Linked DNA regions of Homo sapiens: region 2 is linked to region 1. Evidence: read pairs that join two places in POLR2A ChIA-PET (ENCODE). Cell type or tissue: OCI-LY7. All regions are shown on one strand. Links, peaks and the distances in the headings refer to the core of each region. The heading gives the core; the rest is flanking DNA.

Region 1 (5,386 bases), core at 262-5,261:
GACTTTCTATAAAGCTGCACTAATTGAGGCAGTGTGGTTATTGGTGTGCCAACAGACATGTAGATCAATGGAACGTTAAATACATGTAAAAATGCTCAATATTATTAACTATCAGGGAAATGTAAATTAAAACCACAAGGCGATCCTACTAAATAAACAGAATGAGGAAAATTGATGAGAGTGATACCACATGTTGGAAAGGATAAGGAGCAGCTAAACCTCTCCTTATCCTTATTGCTTATAAGAATGTAGGCTGGGCGTGGTGGCTCACGCCTGTAATCCCAGCATTTTCGGAAGCCGAGGCGGGCGGATCACGAGGTCAGGAGATTGAGAACATCCTGGCTATCGCAGTGAAACCCCGTCTGTACTAAAAATACAAAAAATTAGCCGGGCATGGTGGCGGGTGCCTGTAGTCCCAGCTACTTGGGAGGGTGAGGCAGGAGTGGAGTGAACCCGGGAGGCTGAGCTTGCAGTGAGCCGAGATTGGGGGAGGCGGAGCTTACAGTGAGCAGAGATTGCGCCACTGCACTCCAGCCTGGGGACAGAGCAAGACTTCGTCTCTCCCTCACCCCCACCAAAAAAAAAAATTACATATTTTATATATATATATATATATATATATATATATATGTAAAGTAATATAACCACTTTGGAAAATTGAGTACTTGCAAAATTAAATGTACAATTGCCATGTGATCTGATAATTTGACTCTTAGGTAAATATGTAATGGAACGGAAAGGAAGGGGAGGAAAGACCAGGATGTTCATAGGAGCATTACCGCCATATGAAGACAGGCAAATGGATAAGCAATTGACATATCTACAATAGAATTTTCAGCAATGAAGGGAGATGAAGTATTGATACATGCAGCAATATGTATAAATATCAGCAGTAAAGAAGTTGGACACAAAAGAGAACTGTTGATTTCAATGTAAAATTTGAGAAAAGGCAGATCTATAGGGATAGAAATCTATAGGGATAGATCAGTGGTTGCCTAGGTCTGCGTGTATGTGTGTGTGTGCATGCACATGTGGTGGGGATTGACGGGTAAAGTTAGGTATGAGGGAACTTTCTGGGGTGATGGAAATGTTCTATTTCTTGACTGTGATGGTAGTTACAGGGATGTTTACATTTGTGAAAATTCATAAGAAAAATAAAAAGATTTTCATCTGGTGAGGCATATTCTTCCACAAGTTTTATATTTTGCAAATGGATTCCTTTTTAAAGTTGTCAAATTACCTGTTACTGGCTTTATTTATTTTATTTTTTTGGTTTTTGTACCAATTGTTATTTTTAAATGAAAAAAGTATTTTGATATTTCTTAATTACCAGGATCATTGTAAAAAACAATAAACTCAGACATACTGAGAAAATGAAAATCCATCTTTTGTCTGCTCACCTCTCTTTCACCAGGTTAATAATTTGAGGTGTATTTTTTCCAGACTTTTAAATGTATATGCTAAATAAATATATAAATGGAATCAGACAACAGTACTATTCTATGGCTCATTTTCCTCCTCCTTCCACCCCCTCTTGTTTGTATCATGGATATTTTTCCATGCCAGTATATAGCTCTAACTGCCTTAATTGCTTAATTGATATTGAATAGTCTCTCATTGTATGGATGTTTGTTAGTATGGGTGTATGTTTTCTATCTCTTTTTTTTTTTTTTGGCATTATGAACATCTAGCTTAGGGGACTTGTCTTAAAACTGGGTTTGCATAGCAAGTGCACCATTATTTATTCTAGTGACGTATTTATTTGGAGTGGTTTCTGGGGTTAAACCATGAGAGGTAGGGGAGATGAGTCCTCCCTAAAGCCTGCCAAACGGCATTTTTCAGTTTTGATAAGATTTTTTAAGGTAACCTTACTCTACCTCGAAAGAGAAAATGTGGAACAAATTTATGTACTTTTCACATACTCCTGAATTTTATTATCTTTCTATATATTCCTAAAGTACATTGAGAAAAGGATTACAATACCACTGCTTTCAGCCATTTCATTGTACTTGTCTTTGGAAACTTCTGATACCTGGAGAGCAATGACTGAGTGCATATAAAAGCACTTTCTAGGTAAACACTGCAGCATTGCACTTGTCTTGCCTCTTTAAACTAAGAATCTCTCTCCTTAAATGGAAGTTTTTGAGATCACTGTTAATACTTACAGTAGGGTTGCCAGATAAAATACAGGATGTCTAGTTAAATTTGAATTTCAGATAAACAACAAATGACTTTTTACTTTAAGTATGTCCCAAATATTGCATGGGACATTCTTACAGTTATTATTCAGTGTTTCTCTGAAATTCAAATTTAACTGGGTATCCTGTATTTTTTTATTTGCACCCTAGCTTGTAGGGAATTAGACAGCTTGTGCCAAGACCCATGGTGACTTGAGCAAAGTAATGCTAAGTAAAATAACCTTGTACATGTGTTATTTTTTGCTATTTTATTTTTAAGCAAAGACTCCTGGTTTCTTCTCTTCCATCCCCTTTCTCCCATAAAAATAGCTACTCTTCTACACAGTACAAGGCAATAATTATCTGAATAGCTGCATGCAGTGTCCTCTGGTCTGTATCATATGGCAGAAAAAAGGCTCATGAAGTTACTTGCCTCCATAGATGAGCAAATGTTGAACTTATAAATACCTGTTAATATTAAAATTTGTTGACTTTATTATTCTTTGAGCCAAGCTACAAATATCTGTACTTAAATGCCACTTTAGTTTATATGAAGCATGTGTTATTAAGGAGGATATAAAAATTGACTACGATATAACTCTTGCTCTCAAATATCCTACTAACCAGTCAAGGAGTTGTATATGTAAACACATAATTATAATATGGGACAATGAACAGTGGTAATATTAGGCAAACAACTTGTTCTATAAATACGTAGGATAGAAAAATTAATTCAGATTGGAGGATTATAGAAGATTCCCTGGAACTTGATGAAAAGCCTTCAGTAGATGAAAAGGATTTGGACAGATGTGAAGGCTACAAAATAACATGAGCAAAAGTCTTGGAAATGTTCACATTTAGGAATTAGAAGCAATGCCACTAATCAATTTATGTTAAGTAATGTAGGGAAATAAGATATAAAGGTGGTATATTAGTTTCTTGGGGTTGCTGTAACAAAGTACTGTAAACTAGGTTGCTTAAACAACAGAAATTTATTGTGTTACAGTTCTGGAGGTCAGAATTTAGGAATCAAGGTGTTGATAGATTTTTTTTTTATTGTTGTTTGTTTTTTTTTGAGGGCTAGGAGGGAGAATCTCTTTAATGCCTCTCTCCTAGCTTCTGGTAGCCTCAGGCACTCCTTGGCTTGTAGATGGTGTTCTCCCTGTGTCTTTCCATGGTTTTCCTTCCCATTTGTGTGTCTCAGAGTCCAAATTTCCCTTTTGTAAGGACATAGTCAGATTGGGTGAGGGCTCATCTTAATTATCTTGTCTTAACTTGATCATCTGCAAAGACCTTATTTCCAGATAAGGTCACATTCACAGAAGCTAGGGGTTAAAACTTCATCTTTTTGGGGGACACAATTCAGCCCATGACAGGTGGGTTGGGGTTATATTTCAGAGTGTTAAAGCCATTGTTTAATTTGTTAAACTTTCCTTTTAGACCAAAGGGGAGTCATTAATGCTTTTTATGCAAGGAAGTAACACAAACAGTTCTGATTGTGATGTGAAAAGGTGCCCTCTAAAGTTGAGGGCAAATAGTAGATTTGAAGACTATTTCTATTGTTAAAATATAATATCAGCTGTCACTAATTGAATAACTTACTCTGTGCTTTGTACTTATACTATGCTAAGAACTTTGTGCATATAAAGTCATGGGACTTTAAAGGACAGAAATATTAAAATCTCTTTTTTAAATATGAAGAAACCAAGATTTAAAGAACACAGAATGGGGAAACAGGGACAGATGTAGATAATTTGTGCCATTTAGACATGTTAAGCTTGAAGTGTTGACTGAGTATTCCTGTAGTGATGTTAAAGTTGGTAGTTTAAAATTTGGTTTTGGAATTCAGAAGATGAGTCAGAGTAGAGGACAAATACTTAGTCATTATCAGCATAGAGGTGCTATTTGAAACCATAAGAATGGGTGGGCTTACTTGAGAAGGTAGTATAGGGCAAAAAGAAAGGAGACACTGAGGATAGAACCTCACTAAGTTGGCTAGACTTGAGTCTATGGAGATGAAAGAAGAGTCAGAGGAGACGCTTGAAAGTAGAGTGGTAGGCCGGGGGTAGTCGCTCATGCCTGTCATCCCAGCACTTTGGGAGGCTGAGGCGGGCGGATCACCTGAGGTCAGGAGTTTGAGACTAGCCTGACCACCATGAAGAAACCCTGTCTCTACTAAAAATACAAAATTAGCTGGACATGGTGGCACATGCCTGTAATCCCAGCTACTCAGGGGGCTGAGGCAGGAGAATCACTTGAACCTGGGAGGCAGAGGTTGCGGTGTGTCAAGATTGCGCCATTGCACTCCAGCCTGGGCAACGAGCGAAACTCCATTTCAAAAAAGAAAGTAGAGTGGTAGAGAAAGTTGGAAGAATGAATTTTTTAAATGAGGGTAATAATAAATGTATGAGTCTGCGGGGAGGCAGTAGAGATTGAAAACTGAAATAGAATTTGGTCGTTATTAACATTTTGAGGCTGGGTATGGTGGCCCATGCTTGTAATGCCAGCACTTTGGGAGGCTGAGGCAAGTGGATTGCTCGAGTCCAGGAGTTCAAGACCAGCCTGGGCAACATGGTGAAACCCTGTCTCTACCAAAAATACACAAATTAGCTGGGAGTGGTGGCACATGCCTGTAGTCCCAGCTACTCAGGAGGCTGAGGTGGGAGGATGGTTTGAGCCTGGGAGGCAGAGGTTGCGGTGAGCCATGATTGTGCCACTGCACTCCAACCTGGGCGACAGAGCTAGACCCTGTCTCAAAAAAAAAAAAAAAGCAAAAAAATATTTTTAGAGAATAGCTTCAGTGAGGTGGTGGAACATAGATTACAAGGAATATATAGATAAGTCAAGGAGTTAGACTATTTTTTTGAGAAATGTATACAAGTATACGTCTCGATCGATCAGTTAAAGTTCAGTTAAAGAACTTCTTTAATTGGACTTGTTGCCTTTTAACTTCAGTTAAAGATCAGTTAAAAGTTCAGTTAAAAGAAATGAGAGTTTAATATTTTTCTTTTTTTTTTTAATTTTTGAGACTTGTTCTCAGTTGCCAGGCTGGAGTGCAAAGGCATGATTATGGCTCACTGCAGCCTTCACCTACTGGGTTCAAGCAATCCTCTTGCCTCAGCCTCCCAAGTAGCTAGGACTATAGGCAAGAGCCACAACGCCCGGCTGATATTTATTTTTTATTTTTTCTAGAGATAGGGTCTCCCTAT
Region 2 (5,386 bases), core at 212-5,211, 190 kb before region 1:
TGCTATTAAACATTCTGATTTTAACAAGAAAGTTTTCATCCAAAACTTATGGAATAGTTTACTATTCTACAATACTTATGTGAACCTATACAAATATAATTCAAACTAGCATATAAAAACAGACAACGGCTGGGCATGGTGGCTCACACCTGTAATCCCAATACTTTGGGAGGCTGAGGTGAGAGGATCGCTTGAGGCAGGAGTTTGAGACCCACTGTCTCTACAAAAAAATTAAAAATTAGCTGGGCATGGTGGCATGCCTGTACTCCCTGCTACTCATGAACCTGAGATGGGAGGACGGCTTGAGCCCAGGAGTCCAAGGCTGCAGTGAGCCGTGATGGTAACACTGCACTCCAACCTGAGCGACAGAACAAAACACTGTCTCTTAAAAAATAAATAAAATTGATATTCTTACTTGACATGCACAATGTAACTTTATTTTACATAGCTGATTTTTAAAATATTCAGGATTCCAATTGGTATTTTTGGTGGTGTGACTGGAAACACCTTTATTTGTTTATCGTATGTTTTTCAAAGAGACTCCTCGGTAACATTTAATCAGCATGATAATCCCATAAGCACAAAAGGTTTAATCCTTATTGTAGAGGTAAAATTTAGAAAACAAGTAACTTACCCCAGATTACATACCTAACTAGTGGCAAAATTTAAGACTATAATTTAGGCTCTCTGACTCCTGGTTAAAAGCTCTTTCCATCACCTACAGAAATTTTATTAAATGTTAAAGGTTATTAAACCCAAAATTTTTATCTTTTAAAAGATCTTCTAATCAACAAATTCAACTGTTACATTGCTTACCCAGTCTTATAATCAAATGGACAATAAAAATGCCCAAAATAAAGTGAGAAGTGAACATACAAAATTAAACTAGATAATCCCCTCCAAATAACTGACAGGAAAATTAAAAACTAAACCCCCCGCCCCTTGAATGAGATATGTTTACATTACAGCAGTTAGCTTTTTACTTCATCATACTTAGAACAGTAACTGAGTTTTAGATCCTAATGATTATGTTCTCAATTAATGAAATTCAGCTATGTCCTTATTGAAATTATATTCAATGCCATTAATTCAATTATCTCCTGTCAATGTGAGCTGTAAAAATAATTCAGAATGGCAGGCCCCTCCAAATAACTACTACTAATTCATTTCTCCTCAACAAGAACCAACGTGCATTTAAGTAAATAGATCTCAATTTTTTTCACGAAATGCACTACTTCTATAATAGGTCACTTATTACAAAGGAGAATAGAAAGGAAAAAGTAACAAAAAATATCCAATTTGGATGTTGGCCAGGCTGGTCTTGAACTCCAACCTCTGGTGATCCCCCTGCCTCGGCCTCCTGAAGTGCTGGGATTACAGGCGTGAGCCACTGCGCCCGGCCCTAAACTAACTTTTTAGGGAACTTACTTTGCTTTTATTTACGGAAAGTGAAATGCAAAATACTACATATGGTATACTTTCAACATATGTTTTACATTCAATTCACTTAAAACAGGTTTTATAAAGTGACACAGTAGACAGACATTTTCAGTTCTCCACAGAAGAATCATTGCATTAAACAGAAATACAGGTCTACATTCCCTCATCTGAAACTCTTGTGTTTGGGGAGTTCTTGAAATTTCAAAACTGTGAATAAGGATTTCCCTTGCTATGGAAGAAATGCCAGAGTATCTATTTGTCCTCCTACCTGTAACACCTGCATATGTTAGTTCAAAATCTAACATAATACTTTCAAAAATACTAGAAGAATAATGCAGGCTATTGTTTTTCAACAGGAATTAACATTTAAAATTTTAACACTCTGCTATAGAAACAATGAAGCAAAGAAGCAAACCAGGATATAATTAAAACAAACTGGGCTGGACTCATGCCTGTAACTGCAGCACTTTGGGAGGTGGAGGTGGGCAGATTGCTTGAGCAGGAGTTCCAGACAACCCTGGGAAACATGGTGAAACCCTGTCTCTACAAAAAATACAAAAATTAGCTGGGCCTGGTGGTACATACCTGTAGTCTCAGCTACTGGGGAGGCTGAGGTGGGAGGATTGCATGAATCTGGGAGGACAAGGCTGCTGCACTATAGCCTGGGCAACAGCAAGACTTGCCTCAAAAAACAAGAGACTGAATTGTTCTAATAGATAATAAAGTCGCATGTGCTAAATTCTGGCACCATACACTCTGAGACTTCTGCTCCCAAATGTATAAGAATAACTGACACTAGATGAGGTTCCTGCCAACTATAAAACTGGAAAGTAAACATAAAATAGCTGTTTTCAGCTGTTGGACAAAAGCCAATACAGGACTACCGTTTCAGAAGAGAAGCAGGGTAAATCCCAAGAAAAATCCCTATTTGTCTCTAGAAGCATCTTCCAGACTGCAGAATAGGTGTAAGAGGTGTAGGGGTGTGGGTGGGGGACCTAAACAGAGCTTAGCAGTCTCACTGACCTGAGTAGATATGAGAATTAGAAACTGCTGGAATTTATGGGGCAGGGTGCTACAGAGAACTATATATAGAAGAGGCTTCAGAAATCTGCCACAGGAGTTGGACACGGTGGCTCACGCCTGTAATCCCAGCACTTTGGGAGGCTGAGGAGGGCAGATCACTTGAGGTCAGGAGTTCAAAACCAGTCTGGCCAACATGGCAAAACCCCGTCTCTACTAAAAATACAAAAATTAGCCAGACATAGTGGCACATGCCTGTAATCCTAGACCTTTGGGAGGCCAAGGCCAAGGTGCATCACCTGAGGTCAGGAGTTCGAGACCAGCCTGGCCAACATAGTGAAACCACATCTCTACTAAAAATACAACAATTAGCTGGGCATGGTGGCAGGCGCCTGTAATTCCAGCTCCTCAGGAGGCTGAGGCAGGAGAATCGCTTGAACCCAGGAGCTGGAGGTGACAGTGAGCCAAGATCATACCACTGCACTCCAGCCTGGGTGACAAGAGCAAAACTCTATCTCAAAAAAAAAAAAAAAAAAAAGAAAAGAAAAGAAAAAGAAATCTGCCACAGGAATCCTCCATCCTCCGTCAAATACTAAGCTGAGGCTGGGAGCGGTGGCTTATGCCTGCAATCCCAGCTATTGGGGAGGACAAGGTGGGCGGGTCACTTGAGGTCAGGAGTTCGAGACCAACCTGGCCAACACGGTGAAACCCATCTCTACTAAAAATAGGAAAATTAGCCAAGCATGGTGGTGCATGCCTGTAATCCCAGCTACTCGGGAGGCTAAGGCACAAGAATCGCTTGAACCCAGGAGGTGGAGGTTGCAGTGAGCCAAAATTGCCCTATTGCACTCCAGCCTGGGCAACAGAGCAAGACTCCGTCTCAAAAATAAAAAATACACACATATACACACTCACACAGAGTAGGCTGAACAGGTACACAGCAAAGGTCTATGAAAGCTGGGCAAAGAACAATTACCAAGTAGCATGAGCCTAACAACTACTGGTGCTCATGCATGGCTGGCAGACATTTGAATTCCAAGTATCAAGTTAAGAGACTACGTTAAAGACTGCAGAATTCAGCAGAGATCCAGAAAGCTCACACCTTAGGAATAAGATTAATCTAGACCCATGTATTAGTCCATTTTCATGCTGCTGATAAAGACATACCTGAGACTGGGCAATTTACAAAACAAAGAGGTTTATTGGACTTACAGTTCCATGAGGCTGGAGGAGCCTCACAATCATGGCAGAAGGTGAAAGGCATGCCTTATATAGCAGCAAACAAGAGAAGAGAGCTTGTGCAGGGAAACTCCCCTTTTTAAAACTGTCAGATCTCATGAAACTCATTCACTATCATGAGAACAGCACAGGAAAGACCCTCCCCCATGATTCAATTACCTCCTACCAGGTCCCTCCCACAACACGTGGGAATTCAAGATAAGATTTGGGTGGGGACACAGCCAAACCATATCAACCCATCTTTATTAAAACTTAAAAACAAGCCTCAAAAAGTATAAGCTGATAAACAAGCAAATTGTCTGCCAAAACAAAACTCTATTAAGAAAGGCAAGAGGATCCAGACATTAAATATCCTAGGATCCATACTATACAAAATTATGGGAGGAAAATTACTATAAATTCCAAGCAGGAAACTAACCCATGACCTACAGGAGAAAGAAATCAATAAAAAAAGAGTCAGAAATATTAATAACAATGACGTAAGTAGCTGAGACTTCAAAACAAGTTACTATTATGTAACACTAAAGGATTTAAAGCAAAACACAAAGGCAACAAAAAAACAAATGAGGGGGCCAGGCACGGTGGCTCACACCTGTAATCCCAGCACTTTGGGAGGCTGAGGCAGGCAGATCATGAGGTCAGGAGATCGAGACCATCCTGGCTAACACAGTGAAACCCCATCTCTACTAAAAATACAAAAAAAAAAAAAAAAAATTAGCCAGGCGTGGTGGCGGGTGCCTGTAGTCCCAGCTACTCGGGAGGCTGAGGCAGGAGAATGGCATGAATCCGGGAGGCGGAGCTTGCAGTGGGCAGAGATTTCACCACTGCACTCCAGCCTGGGCAACAAAGCGAGACTCCGTTTCAAAAAAAAAAAAAAAAAACAAATAAGGGCCAGGCACTGTGGCTCAAGTTTGTAATCCCAGTGCTTCTGGAGTCTGAGGCAGGAGGATCACTTGAGGACAGGAGTTTGAAACTAGTATGGGAAACACAGTGAGACCCAGATTCTCCACAAAAAAATAAGTAAAAGGCTATAAATTTTTTTTAAGAAGAAACAGAAAATCTCAATGAAGAAATGGAAACTATTTTTAAAATGGAAATGTTTAATAGAAGTCACCTTAAGAAATTAGAAAAAACAAGAGCAAATTTAACCCAACATAAGCAGAAGCAAATAATAAAAACAGAGTCGATTAAATAGAAAAAAATTAGAAATATTTGGCTTTGGCAAAAGAAAAAATACGAAAAAATAAGAAAAACAGAAGAAATTTGTGAAATCAAAAGCTGGTTCTTTGAGAAGATCAAAAAAAAAATGAATAAATCTCTAGCTAGACACAGTCACAAAAGTGCACAGCACAGAATAGCTTATTAAAGGCCCAGCTTTCTAGCCAGAGGATAAAAAGAAGGTGGCTGGGTGAGGTGGCTCCCACCAGTAACCTCAACACTTTGGGAGGCCCAGGCAGGAGGACTGCTTGAAGCTAGGAGTCAAGATCAGCCTGGGCAACATGATGAGTCTCAGTCTCAAAAAACACCAGGGAGGCCAGACGCAGAGGCTCACACCTGTAATCCCAACACTTTGGGTGGCCGAGGTGGGCGGATCACCTGAGGTCAGGAGTTCGAGACCAGCCTGCCCAACATGATGAAACCCCGTCTCTATTAAAAATACAAAAATTAGCCAGGCGTGGTGGCATGC

Evidence for each region. ChIA-PET counts read pairs that join two places held together with the same protein. Peaks named below come from ENCODE experiments on the same cell type or tissue, not always from the same donor. Only the 100,000 strongest peaks of a DNase experiment are listed, where the experiment ranks them.
Region 2: POLR2A ChIA-PET joins it to region 1 with 5 read pairs; 3 of 35 experiments call an interaction of 5 or more read pairs at or near these places.

Annotation. Positions count from the first base shown.
Region 1 is chr4:139,128,086-139,133,471 of GRCh38, reverse strand. All of the region lies in intron 3 of ELF2 (E74 like ETS transcription factor 2), which reads left to right. Among named protein-coding and RNA genes, the nearest start is that of ELF2, 46 kb to the left of the region's middle. In OCI-LY7, for the core only: no CTCF peak of the experiment used is centred there; no DNase peak of the experiment used is centred there.
Region 2 is chr4:139,320,666-139,326,051 of GRCh38, reverse strand. The region is part of intron 1 of NAA15 (N-alpha-acetyltransferase 15, NatA auxiliary subunit); the gene reads right to left. Among named protein-coding and RNA genes, the nearest start is that of NDUFC1, 21 kb to the right of the region's middle. In OCI-LY7, for the core only: no CTCF peak of the experiment used is centred there; no DNase peak of the experiment used is centred there; H3K27ac peaks cover 810 bases.